Linked DNA regions of Homo sapiens: region 2 is linked to region 1. The links are chromatin contacts, found by POLR2A ChIA-PET in ENCODE. All regions are on one chromosome and are shown on one strand. Each heading gives the region's core, a stretch centred on a gene start or an enhancer-like site at or near the end of the contact. The rest is flanking DNA. Distances are from core to core; before and after follow the strand shown. Region 1 overlaps ADGRF1 (adhesion G protein-coupled receptor F1). Region 2 overlaps TNFRSF21 (TNF receptor superfamily member 21).

What was found. ChIA-PET counts read pairs that join two places held with the same protein, here RNA polymerase II (POLR2A).
Region 2: POLR2A ChIA-PET joins it to region 1 with 15 read pairs in activated CD4-positive, alpha-beta T cell. The contact joins two enhancer-like sites. POLR2A ChIA-PET finds 5 or more read pairs at or near these places in 3 of 52 experiments (MCF 10A, OCI-LY7 and activated CD4-positive, alpha-beta T cell).

The regions. Positions count from the first base shown.
Region 1 is chr6:47,031,659-47,038,440 of GRCh38, reverse strand. All of the region lies in intron 1 of ADGRF1 (adhesion G protein-coupled receptor F1), which reads left to right. Among named protein-coding and RNA genes, the nearest start is that of ADGRF1, 7.3 kb to the left of the region's middle. Within about 2 kb of position 3,325, at least 6 of the 41 ENCODE cell types and tissues checked have a DNase peak (open chromatin) inside an H3K27ac peak, as active enhancers do.
Region 2 is chr6:47,232,377-47,239,158 of GRCh38, reverse strand. TNFRSF21 (TNF receptor superfamily member 21) reads left to right here. Exons shown (of 6, transcript NM_014452.5): 5 at 4,261-4,489; 6 at 6,165-6,782. The coding sequence ends at 6,394. Among named protein-coding and RNA genes, the nearest start is that of TNFRSF21, 74 kb to the left of the region's middle. Within about 2 kb of position 3,043, at least 5 of the 41 ENCODE cell types and tissues checked have a DNase peak (open chromatin) inside an H3K27ac peak, as active enhancers do.

The DNA.
Region 1 (6,782 bases), core at 2,076-4,575:
TAGAATTGATAAAGAATTATCAAGGTGGTCTGGATAAAAAACTGTTTCATTGGGAAAAATAGTTGGCAAACTTGGCTATTCACTTGGAGGAAATGAAAGGAAATCTGAAAACCTAAATAAATTCCAGCAGGATTGAATATTTACTTATTTCGTCCCAAAACCTAAATTAACTTAAGAAAGATTGAAGAATTAAGTGTACTAAAAATAATTTTAAGAACTAACTGTTAGACTAAAATGTAGAAGAATGTTTTCCAATCTTTTTATAGAAAACACATTCTTCGGCCGGACACGGTGCCTCACGCCTGTAATCCCAGCACTTCTGGAGGCTGAGGCGGGTGAATCACCTGAGGTCAGGAGTTCGAGACCAACCTGGCCAACATGGTGAAACCACATCTCTACTAAAAATACAAAAATCAGCCGGGCATGGTGGCGTGCACCTGTAGTCCCAGGTACTCGGGAGGCTGAGGCAGGAGAATCACTTGAACCCAGGAGGAAGAGGGTGCAGTAAGCAGAGATTGCACCACTGCACTCCAGCCTGGGTGACAGGGCGTGACTCCGTCTCAAAACACAAACAAACAAACAAAACCACACATTCTTCACACAACCCTAAGTTTAAAATCCATAATGGGGCTGAGTGTCGTGGCTCATACCTGAAATCTCAGCACTTTGAGAGGCTAAGGAAGAAGGATCACTTGAGCCCAGGAGTTCAAGGCCAGTGTGAACAATATGTCAAGACCATGTCTCTGCAAAAAAATAAATTAAAAAATAATTAGCTGGGTGTGGTGGTGTGTGCCTATAGTCCCAGCCACCCAGGAGGCTGAGACGAGAGGATCATTTGAGCCCAGGATGGGGCTACAGTGAGCTATGATCATGGCACGGCACCCCAGCCTGGGCAACAGAATGAGACCCTGTCTCTAAATACAACCAAAAGTAAAAATGAATAAGTAAAATCCATAATGGAAAAGATTAACAGGTGTGATTTCATGAACATTTTAAACTTTTGTGCAGAAGAAAATAAGGCAAAAGTTTTAAAGATGAACTACAAATCATGAGCAAATACCTATAACAGGAGCGACAAAGACAAAAGAGTTCCTAAAACACAATTTTTAAGAAAAAGATGAACATTCTAATCAAAAAATTTAGGAAAATGACTTAAATAGTCAAGCTGGAAAAAAATACAAATGGTCAGTAAACCCCTGAAAAAATGCTTAAACTTACTGATAGTCAAACACAGGAAAATTAAAACAATAAGGCAAAAATTTTGCCTATCCATTTGGGAACATTAAAAAGATACTGTGGATAGAGTGATGAAACAGGCATTTCTGCACCTTACCAGTGAGTATAAATGGGTACAGGTTAGGAGGTCAATTTGGCCATGTCTAGAAAAACTCAACATATATAAACCTTTTGAAGCAGCACTTTCCTTTTAACTTAGAAAAGTTAAAAGTTAAATCCTGGTTTGCCTGGAATTCAGATGCGTGAAAGGAAGCTTAATAGAAGGGAAGTTTGAGCACAAATTGTGGGAGTTCAAAACTGCTATGATCTTGAGTTTGCTTTTCATTCTGTATGGTGTAGAATCTTGATGGTTTCTGAGGATGAACTGATGTGATATTTTCAGGATAGGTGGAATGCCAGTCAACTAGTTCTATTTCTAGAAGAATCATCTGGGGAATATGATTTTAAAACTTATTTTTACTTTTTAAGAAAATTATAATGAAAATACTATTCATATGTAAAGGGAAACATAAAGAATTAGTGGGTTTTGGTAGGTTTGAAACAATGAAGATTTATCAGTGTAACCATTGAATGAGAAGTCGGAGAAGTATGTTTTACTCCTATTTAAAACAGATCACCCAAGAAGAGTTTGTGACATCTTTAATCTGACCATTTATGTATAAAGGTCCCACAGAGCCTGTTCTGCAGGGGTTTTCCAGCAGGCCTGATCATTTGTGTTTCCATCCTTGGACTCCTGACTCTCCTTCGACACTGAGGACAATCATATTTGTCAGGAAGATAGCTTGTTTTTTCTTGTGTAATTTCAACTTTTATTTTAGCATCAGGGGGTACGTGTGCAGTTTTGTTATATGGGTATATTGTGTAATGTTGAGGTTTGGGGTACAAATGATCCCGTCACCAGGTAGTGAGTGAGCATAGTACCCAATAAGTAGCTGTTTTTTGTTTGTTTGTTTTGTTTTGTTTTGTTCTGTTTTTGAGACAGGGTCTCCCTCTCTCTCCCAGGCTGGAGTGCAGTGGCGCGATCTTGGCTCACTGCAACCTCCGCCTCCAGGGCTCAGGTGACTTTCCCACCTCAGCTCCCAAGTAGCTGGGACCACAGGTGCGTACCACCATGCCCAGCTAATTTTTGTATTTTTAGTAGAGATGGGGTTTCACCATGTTGCCCAGGCTGGTCTCGAACTCCTGAGCTCAAGCAATGCACCAGCCTCCGCTTCCCAAATTGCTGGGATTACAGGCTTGAGCCATCGCGCCCAGCCCAATAGGTAGCGCTTCAGCCCTCTCCCCCTCTCCCTCTCTCTCTGCTCTAGGAGTCCCCAGTGTTGATTGTTTCCATCTTTACGTTCATGTGTACCCAGTGCTTAGCTGCCACTGTAAGTGAGAACATGCAAATTAATGCAGGAACAGGAAGATAGGTTTGAAATGTACGTTCTTCCTTTTTCTGAGAAAAGAATTGTTTGTAAGGAACTCAGGTGGAGATCAAATTAACAATCATGATTTTATTAAAATCATGCCCCAAGCAACAAAAACTAACCGGCTCATGATCTAAGGGAAATACTTGATTCTTTGGGCTGAGAAATTTAGGGAAATAGTTAAAAAATTCGTTGTATTTAGAATTTAAATGTTACCTTTTCATTTTCTGCAATTGTGAAATGAAAATAAATTCCACTTAACTTACACAATTGCCAAAATAATCAAATCAAAACTTATTAAAAACACTTTGTAAATTAGAAGGAATTATTTTATTTCTTTTAATTAGGTAGCTATCACCTCTCTGGAGTTCTGTTCAGGTACTTTTTTATTTTTAAAAGCAAACAATTCAAGAAGCTCAAATTATCTGGACTTTACCTACTTTAAATGAAGTCAAGTAGAGGAGATGAGAAATAAGCCCTACCTAGGAATTACAGGAAGACTGGGTCCTGTTACTAAGCTGAAATCTTGGCTAGAAGAAAGAGCTTGGCATCTTTTGCGGAATGCCATTAATCATCTTTTAAGGGCTTCATGGTCACTCCTGCTATACCGAACCACAAGCGGCTGGGTCTTCAGTTACAAGGGTTTGGAATAGAGCCAACCCATGAGGCTTGCAGCTAAGCCTTTTACAGTGGAAACGAGCTGGACTGGTCTTCTGTGGGAAATGAATCCTACTAGAATGCCAGAAGGCATACTGAGCAATGAGCTAAAAACAACAAATCATCCTGAGTGAAGCTCTTCTCAGATGCAAAGCGCAGACTAAATAGAAAAACAGAATCCTCGTTAGGAAGGAGCAGACAGCTGTGCTAGGCTGAAGGCACCAGCAGCAGGAGAAATACTCTTGAGCTGAATGAAGTTCTAATGAGTGGCAAAGGAAACACAAACTTATAAGCACATATCTCAATTCTGGGATGGAAAAGGATCAGATTTGGAGGTAGGGTCACAAACTGGACTCTGAAGGCACAACCAGTCAATGAAACATAGGAGAGTTAAAATAGGGATCCTGGAACAGAGATTCTCGGTAACCAGAAGTTCCCAAAAGTGGGTCTGGATTGTGGCTTTTGGAGTTTCTCTTGAGGTGTGGAGCTACTATGTGTGATAATCCTGCATGAGCATATTGTTAACAGCCAGTGCATGGCACAATGCCTGGGAAATTGGAGGCTGTCAGTATACGGTAGTTGAACAAATGCAAGTTTAGCACAGATTGGTGAAGTGTCCTGGGGGAGGAGTGACTGAGCCAAGTAATTCTTTTTGTTGCTTCCAGACTTACAAGTCCAGAATTCTTAAAAATTATACCTCTGTTCTGAACCCAATAATTAAATTCTTAGTAGGTTCTTAGCTCATCTCAAAAGATGTTAAAGAATTTAATAACCAGTTTGAGGAGAAAACAAGAATAAAGATGAGTAGAAATCGGTAATCTTTCCAGGCTTAGGTTTGGTGACTGCCAGACATTGATAAAAGAACAATTAAATAAGTAATCTACAAATAGAATGTGGGGAATGGGCATGTAATAATGAAACCTGAATGTGAATAGATCTGAGCTCACTTTATTTTTCCTCTTACTGTATAAAGGAGGAAACCGAGCCCACAGAGTTTTAACTTTCACAAATCCTCACGGAAGAGGTACAAACATGAGGTTACAGTGTAATTCATCCAGACCTCTTCCTGCTGTGTTTATAAACATGAATGTGCTAAAACATGTGAAAATATAAAACGTGTTTACAATTTTACTGTGCACACATATATATAGACCTTCCCTGAGATTTTAAATGACTTTAAATTACTGTCCTTCCAGAGGAAGTTTGTCTCGCTCATATAACTTACCAAACCTCCAACCATTTTTCCAAAGATGGAAGTGGCTATCTTTTCTGTCCTCCCACCTATTTTCTCAGCTGTCTTCTCCTCTGTCTCTGTTCAGTTACAGAAACACACAGGAGCTTTTCTCAAAGGCAAGTGGCCCAACACTTCCTAGAAAAGATAGATGCCAATGAAAATGTTATCAAAAACTGATAAAATGAGAGATAAAGCAAAACCAAGGTTTTACAGGTCACCTGCCTAATTCTTTTTGAGTCATGATTTCTTTTAGATCCTATGTGGAGACCTGCTCTTTTCATCAATGTGTGTGTGCGCATGGGCGCATGTGAGGCCAAGACGGACAGGAAAGAGACAGCTCTACTGGGAATTCTGTTTATAGAGAAAGAAACATAATCCCATAAATATTGATGCCAGAGAAACAGCGCAGAGTTCAACTGTGCCTAAGATTAGATTGTTGCCAAGAATGCTGGAAAGTATAGGTGTGAGCAGTTTCAACTAAGCCTGCTGTTGATAAGGAGACAGCTGTTGGCATAAATAAATGATATTTGGAGTCCGTAAGTATATAACTGAAAGAATAGGGAGACAACAGCCAGCCCTCTCCAGAGGCATAATAGCACGTTCTAATGATTGTTCCCTGTAAACTGAAGGACAGGGAATGAATTCACTGAATGAATTCAAGGAAGTGCGGAGGGGGCGTCCCACCATGGCCAAGCCTTCCCACGGAAGCTGGTGCCCACACAGCTGCAGCTCAGGCATCACTGGCCCCAGCAGCCACAGCACAAGGTGTGATGGAAACATGTCATGCTCTAATGACAACAACAGCTCCTCATCTGTGGCAAGGACACAAGGATTCTGAGAATTTCTAAATAATCAGGACCATTCCGGCTTGGAAGGGAAGCGATGAAAATACCATGGGGTTTATGTTTACTAAAGGCGAAGTTCAGAGGGATTTATGATGACCCTGCACACACGCAAAGCAATCCCTGACATCCTTGCTGCTGTGGACCTTCCTTTGAGTCAGATAATTCAATTACTGTAAAAATGTACTTTATTGCTTCAAAGCTGGGATCCCTCCATTTCCAGAGTGATGGCCATCAGTTAACCCAAGTGCACTCAGAGAAGTCAAATTCTGACACAATCCAGCAAGTAACTATAAAAACTGATGGTAAGGTTGAAATACTAGGCACCACTCTGGGTACCTTACTTGCAAAGTACTCATTCAATTCTCCTAAGAACCTGTGAATTAAATACTATTTTCCTTGTATTCTTGATGACTAAACCAAAGTATAGAAAATCTGAGACAATTCCAAAGGGCATCCAGTTGATAAATGTCAAAGCTGGGAACAGGACCCTGGCTAGTACAGCTACAGAGCCCATTTTGACCATGTGCCTTGAGATTTCATTTTTTCCCACCTTTGACTAGTTGTCAAATATAGGATGTCCAGTTAAATTTGAATTTCAGATAAGACACAAATAATTTTAGACAACAAATAATGTTGCAAATATTGCACAAGGCATACTTAACTAAAAAAATATTGTTTATTTGAAATTCAAAATTTTGAGGGTACCTTGTATTTTTACTTCCTAAATCTTCCAACGGTATCCCAGAGGGAGCTATATGCACCAAGGAAGCAAAGAAAAAAAGTTTGATTCGCTTGAGCTTTGGTTTCAAATCCCAGAGTAGAACTCCTATCACACGACCAGGCTAGGTGGAGAAATCTTTATTTTTTTATTTTATTTTTATTTTTTTAAGGAGGAGGGGGCGGAGTGGAGGCCACAGGTGCCACAACCTCTCCCTCAGCCGCTTTCCCCTGGAGAAATCGTTTTTCCTATACTTAAAACAGTCTAGAATAACAGCTCTCAAACCTGCCTGGATGTGAGCATTGCTTGTGTAGCTTTAATAATACACATGGGCTGCCCTGGCATGGTGGCTGATGCCTGTAGTCCCACTTTGGAAGCTGAGGTGGGAGAATTGCTTAAGCCCAGGAGTTTAAGACCAGCTTGGACAATATAGTGAAACCTTGTCTCTACAAAAAAAATTAAAAGAATTAGCCTGTAGTCTCAGCTACTCGGCAGGCTGAGGTGGGAGGATCACTTGTAACCAGGAGGTCAAGGCTGCAGTGAGCCATGACTACACCACTGCACCTCCAGCCTGGGTGACAGAGCAAGAACATGTCTCGATAATAATAATTATAATTATAATATACATAGCTGGGCCTGACCTGTCCAAGATTTAGTAGGTTTAGGGTGAGACGGGGACACCC
Region 2 (6,782 bases), core at 1,794-4,293, 200 kb before region 1:
ATGTGCCACCATGCCCGGCTAATTTTTGTAGTTTTAGTAGAGACAGGGTTTCGCTATGTTGACCAGGCTGGTCTTGAACTCCTGACCTACAGTGATCTGCCCATTTGGCCTCCCAAAGTGTTGGGATTACAGGTGTAAGCCACTGCGCCCAGCCTCAGTTTCCCATTTTGATTTGGTTAAGCATCCAGAGTGGGTACTTCAGTTTTTTAGAAGTCTGCTTGGTGCAGGAATGTAGGGTTGGCAAGGACACAGCTGGAAATGGGGAAAGGCAATGATGACAGTCATGGTTCATTGTGGTACAATCCAGATACAAGTTAAATCATTATTCTCATAAACACTGCTACCAAACTCAGTAGCCCAGAGATGTTCAGATTCCCAAAGCAGTAGTCTGTTTACCTAATCCATTTGGATGGTTCCTTGTACTCAGTGGTAGAGGTGCTCGGAAAGGAAAATTGTCAGCAGCAGAGCTTTAGGTGTGACTCAGCCTTGAGTGAGTTGAACCATTTATCTTTCTTCCCTTATCAGTTTGGACTAATAAGTATCTGGAAGGACTAAGTGTGTTTGCATGGAAACTAATCAGAAGGACATTTGGAACTTGTTTGGCTGAAAGAAATGCCATGCTCTTGAAGTTCACAAAATAGAATTGTTCTCTTTTGGGCTGCTTTGGGAGCCCCCTACCATTTTGGTCTATTTACTGTCCCCACCTCATTTCTCACATGAGTCTTCCAAGTTAGGATTATGTCATGGCAGTAGGCAAAAAGAACTGTAGTTTTCAAGTTTCTCCAAAGGAGCTTCAAATAAGTGACAGATACATTGCCTTTACAGGCCACGTTTTCTTAATATCTGCCTTATTGAAATAAGCTGGGGCATGTATGAATGCCGTGTCCACAAACATTTCACAAAAGTATAGAGAGGAGCTCAGCCACATTGATAATCTTCCTGTTACCCTGTTTCTTGGCTACCTATATAAATAAGAGCTGCTACAGCCACAACATTTTCAAGGTAGCAGAAGGAAAATATACTTATCGGTAGTGACTGCTTTTAAAAACAACATTTATTGATTTTCTAGCTGTCAAAGTTAATATATCTTTTTTTCTTTCTTTTTTTTTGAGACAGAGTCTCACTCCGTCGTCCAGGCTGGAGGGCAGTGGCACGATCTTGGCTCACTGCAACCTCCACCTCCCTGGTTCAAGCGATTCTCCTGCCTCAGACTCCCAAGTAGTTGGGATTACAGGCGCCTGCCACCACGCCTGGCTCATTTTTGTATTTTTAGTGGAGACAGGGTTTCACCATGTTGCCCAGGCTTGTCTTGAACTCCTGACCTCAAGTGACCCACCCACCTTGGCCTCCCAAAGTGCTAGTATTATAGGTCAACTGGTTATGGTCAACTGAAATGGGAGGATGTATGTATAAAATATTAAATGGAACAAAAAAAAATAGGTGTGAGTCACCGTGCCCAGCCTAATATATCTTTACAGAGAATTTGGAAAACTCAAAGAACCTTAGGAAATAAATTATTTTATTTTATAAGTATCTTGGTAAGTTTATGCTCAAAGTTTTTATAAGAGGATCCTCTTCTCTGGAAATATGGCTTTCTTGTTTAGAGTATTTGTTTTCTCTTTAGTATCTAAATCTTATTGTAGGTGTTCTTCATTGGCTATAAACTCAGAATACTGAACCATAAACTTTCAGAATTAATAAAACAAGGAATTAATTTATTTCACATATTCCGATGACTCACTGTTCTGATTAGAAAGCAGAAGTAACACAATGCCTAGTACGGTAGCAGTACTGCAAACCGGCTTTGATGGATATTGTATATATTATGGTAAAGCACGGAAAGAAATTTCTATGAGCATTTTTTTTTCTTTTGGGAAAAAGTGAAAACAACTTTAGATGAAGTCAAAATGCAACCAGCTACGGTTGCACAAAGTGAGAGATACTTATAGTTAGTAACTGAGTAGATTTTCTGGAAAGATGATTTTTAAATGGTCTCTGGCTTTAGTGATGCTTGTTAGCTCTGCTGTGATGCTAATAGCATTTGTAGGGGCATTTTCATATTCACCTGACTCATTGTTAATTACAGGAGAGCATCAGTTCAGCATTCTGTCTTTCCAATTATGTCGGAAATCATGTGCTTAAGTTTTACTAATAGGACCTTTTGGTGAAATCGGGGGGGGAAATTAAACATTTCAAGTTTTCAAATGAATTTAGGAAACAGGTGAGTGGACTTTTTGCTCATTGGCATGTGATTTGTGGGTGGAAATTTCCTTTTAAGCAAGAACAGTGTACTATATTGACTGACCATGTCTTCCAAGGTATTGTCCCTGAGAACCAGGATGTAGACAAGTGTTCTTAGTCTAACTGAGTGAATTAAAAAAGTGTGTTGGCGTGAATGGCCATGTGCATTTTCAAGGAGGAGGGGCATGCGCCAGGGCCTATGGAATTAACATTTTACAAGCATATACGTAACATTTGTCTGTAGGTCAGAAAGGGACTGCTAGGTGTGCATGTTTCCCAAGTCTGAAACTTGCCCTGGAAGCAGCAGCAGGGTGTGGGTGGTGGTTCAGAGGAAAAACGCTGTTGGAACATTAGACATGTGCAGTAATCAGTTATCTTCACAATCTGCAATCAGTTGCAAGAATTTCTCAGGCCTTAAAATTTGTAAAAGAAGCAGTTGTGTTTGCTTTGTGCCTTATATAACTATCCCACGTAATACTTTGAAATATCAATGTCTTCGTTGAAAAGCTTGAAAACATTTTACTTGAAGTGTGTGAGTGAAGGGATGAGGATTCTAAGGAGTGGTGATTAACAGCTTGGGGAGAGTGCCCATCATTCCCTGAACCCTGCTCTGTGTGATCTGGCCAGCTGGCTCCCAGGTTTTTTTATCCATGCCGGAAGAGCCAATAAAAAGATAAAGTCAATTACTAGGAGAGGCCACAAGTGCCTGCCAGAGTTCTGATGTATTTTCTCAAATGAAAGGGCCAAATAGAGATGTCAAGCAGGCCTGAGTTGAGCACTGGCTTTCTGCCAGTAGCTGTGTGCCCTCTTTGGGCCGCAGTCACTTTACTGGTAAAATGAAGTCACATCACCTATCACTTCCCCTTCTCTCCACTGCACACCCCCAGTACAAGCCATAGTCATACTGTATGTAGCCACTGTAGGAGCGTCCTAACTGCTCTCCCTACTTTGAATCTTGCCTCCCTAAAATCCATTCTCTACCCACCAGCCAGAGTGGTGGTGAAGCTCACCATCTTTATCTGAAACCATCTTGTGTGTTTGTTATTGTCTCTCTGACCTCCCCACTCCAGAATGCAATCTTCACAGTCTCTGTTCTATCCTTTTGGTCATTACTCTCCTCCTAGCCACTGACACCTCTCATTTTCTCCTGTTCTCATTCTTAATTTTAGCAGTTTTTTTCCTGAGCTAGTTTGAAATGGGAGTCAGAAAACCTGGGGTCTAGTTTTAGTTCTGTGACTTCCTTGTTGGCCCTTAGTTAAGAAAGTCACTTCACTTCTCCAGGCCCCAGTTTCCTTCCCTGTGAAGCTGAGTGTAAGAGTCAGCAAGCACTGCAGTAACAAAGGACCGCAGACTGCATGGCTTAAACAACAGAAATTGGTCTTCTCACAATTCTGGAGCCTCAGAAGGCCAAGACCAAGGTGTCTTCTGAGGTCTCTCTCTTGGCTTGCAGATGGCTGCCTTATCACCATGTCTTCACTGTGTCTTCCCTCTGTGTGCGTCTGTGTCCTCATCGCTTCTTTTTATTAAAGACACCAGTTATATCGGAGTGTAGCCAACCCTAAAGACCTCATTTTACTGTAATTACCTCTTTAAAGGCCCTCTCTCACAGTAGTCGCATTCTGAAGTACTGGGGGTCAGGGCTTCAACATGGAGGTGGCATAATTCATTCAGCTCATAATACTAAATTATATCTAAGACTCCTTTCAGCTCTACAAAATTATATTTTAAATCGGGGATCTTTCTCCTTACACCCATGTTCCCTTCTACTCCCCTGAGATAATAGCTTGGTTCATATGCCTCCCCGTTTTTAGTACTCATGCATATCCTCACTGTATTTTTGAAGGGTTTAAAAGTCTGTGTATGTGTCTAGCAATCATATAAATAAGTTAAGGTCAACTGAAGTGGGAGGATGTATATATAAAATGTTAAATGGAACAAAAAAAATAGCCTCTGAGGAGGGATTTTAATTTTACTGTTTTTTTTTCTATATATAATAAAAAAAAATTTTCCCTCCTACAGCTGGAAACTGACAAACTAGCTCTCCCGATGAGCCCCAGCCCGCTTAGCCCGAGCCCCATCCCCAGCCCCAACGCGAAACTTGAGAATTCCGCTCTCCTGACGGTGGAGCCTTCCCCACAGGACAAGAACAAGGGCTTCTTCGTGGATGAGTCGGAGCCCCTTCTCCGCTGTGACTCTACATCCAGCGGCTCCTCCGCGCTGAGCAGGAACGGTTCCTTTATTACCAAAGGTACGGGCATCGCAGCAGACCTCACACACGCACTTAAACCCCCCAAAGAGCCCCTGGGATTCGTCCCTCCCCGTCCACAGTCCAGTTGTAGCTGAGAGTTGAGTCATCTGAATTACCTGCCCAGGAAGACCAGTCCAAAACTTCAAGATACGCTGGCCCGAGAGTAACCTCGCCATTGGCTGGCGAAGACACGCCTCCAAAATCTTTGCAGCTCGCACTGCCCGGTGGAGAGCTATCGGCCACCCTTTATCCTCATGATGCTATCAAATGTGTGTTTCGGGGAAGGCCTGATAAAATGTAGTCTGGCAAGATTTTTGAAAATTATTTACCAAGCTTGCTGTATCCAAAGATTTAAAGTTGAACTTATCTTGAGAGTCAGAAGTACAGGTTTTAGGCCGTGCGCAGCAGCTCACGCCTGTAATCCGAGCACTTTGGAAGGCCGAGGTGGGCGGATCACTTGAAGCCAGGAGTTAGAGATGAGCCTGGCCAACATGGTGAAACCCCATCTCTACTAAAAAAAAAGAAAAATTAGCCCGCTGTAGTTCCAGCTACTCAGAGGCTGAGGCAAAAGAATCACTTGAACCTGAGACGCGGAGGCTGCAGTGAGCTGAGATTGTGCCACTGTACTCCAGACTGGGTGACAAGAGCAAAACTTTGTCCCAAAAAAAAGAAAACTACAGGTTTTAGTGACTTAAAAATACCCTAAAATTCACTTTGTTAAACTACATTGCAAATACCAATATTTTAAACATTATGGATTGGTAGTTTTGGCAAAGAATTTGCAACTTTTAATTTTTAATATCGGGGTAGGGAATTAGCATACACTATTTATGACAGTTTTTAAAGAAATTTTCTAGTTTTGGGTAATTCCAGTTATATTTTAGTGAAAGGGTTATATTTGATATTTTACGTATTTATAAAATGTTATATTTACATATTTATAATTTGTGTACTTTATATATTTATATTAATCTATTTTACATTTACATAAAATATTTATATTTTAGTTTATATTTTATGTTATATAATATATTTTAGAAAAAGTGCTTTATAATAGTAATAAAAGTTATAGTTCCTCATCCCAATGTAAGGTATGACCTGAGAAGAAATCATATTTTCTTATTTATGTGCTTTTACTCTCTCAGCAGTTTAGTTCTAAAATATTACAATGTAATCAGAAAGTCACATAAGTAGACTACATTGTCTTGGAATTTTTGATCATTTGGAAAGGGGTGGGCCTATGTATATCTTAGTTTAGTAAACACATTTCAGATAGGGAAAGCAGTAAAGGTTTTTTAGTTTTTTGTTTTTGTTTCTTTGGTTTCTTTAAGTATCTCACCATTCACCTTCTGAATTCTAAAATAATTTAGAAGTTACTTAAGTCTAGGCAAATGTCACATTAATGATAACTCAGCAAGCCATTCAAGCAAGACCTTGTCTGATCTCTACCAGGCAAATCTTGTTTGCTATCTTACACGTGCAACACAAGTAAAAACTCTTGTGTTGTTTCGAATGTGCCAGAGGATCACTCACTCTCTCACTGTAATGGAGGATGGAGAATAATAGGCTGGGGGGGACATAGATGTCTCTCTCTCTAGGACCCTGCTCTCCTTCCTCCAGGCCTTGCCAGTACAGTCACCTTACAGCTGTCTTTGCTTCCCTCTCTTCTCTGCAGAAAAGAAGGACACAGTGTTGCGGCAGGTACGCCTGGACCCCTGTGACTTGCAGCCTATCTTTGATGACATGCTCCACTTTCTAAATCCTGAGGAGCTGCGGGTGATTGAAGAGATTCCCCAGGCTGAGGACAAACTAGACCGGCTATTCGAAATTATTGGAGTCAAGAGCCAGGAAGCCAGCCAGACCCTCCTGGACTCTGTTTATAGCCATCTTCCTGACCTGCTGTAGAACATAGGGATACTGCATTCTGGAAATTACTCAATTTAGTGGCAGGGTGGTTTTTTAATTTTCTTCTGTTTCTGATTTTTGTTGTTTGGGGTGTGTGTGTGTGTTTGTGTGTGTGTGTGTGTGTGTGTGTGTGTGTGTGTTTAACAGAGAATATGGCCAGTGCTTGAGTTCTTTCTCCTTCTCTCTCTCTCTTTTTTTTTTAAATAACTCTTCTGGGAAGTTGGTTTATAAGCCTTTGCCAGGTGTAACTGTTGTGAAATACCCACCACTAAAGTTTTTTAAGTTCCATATTTTCTCCATTTTGCCTTCTTATGTATTTTCAAGATTATTCTGTGCACTTTAAATTTACTTAACTTACCATAAATGCAGTGTGACTTTTCCCACACAC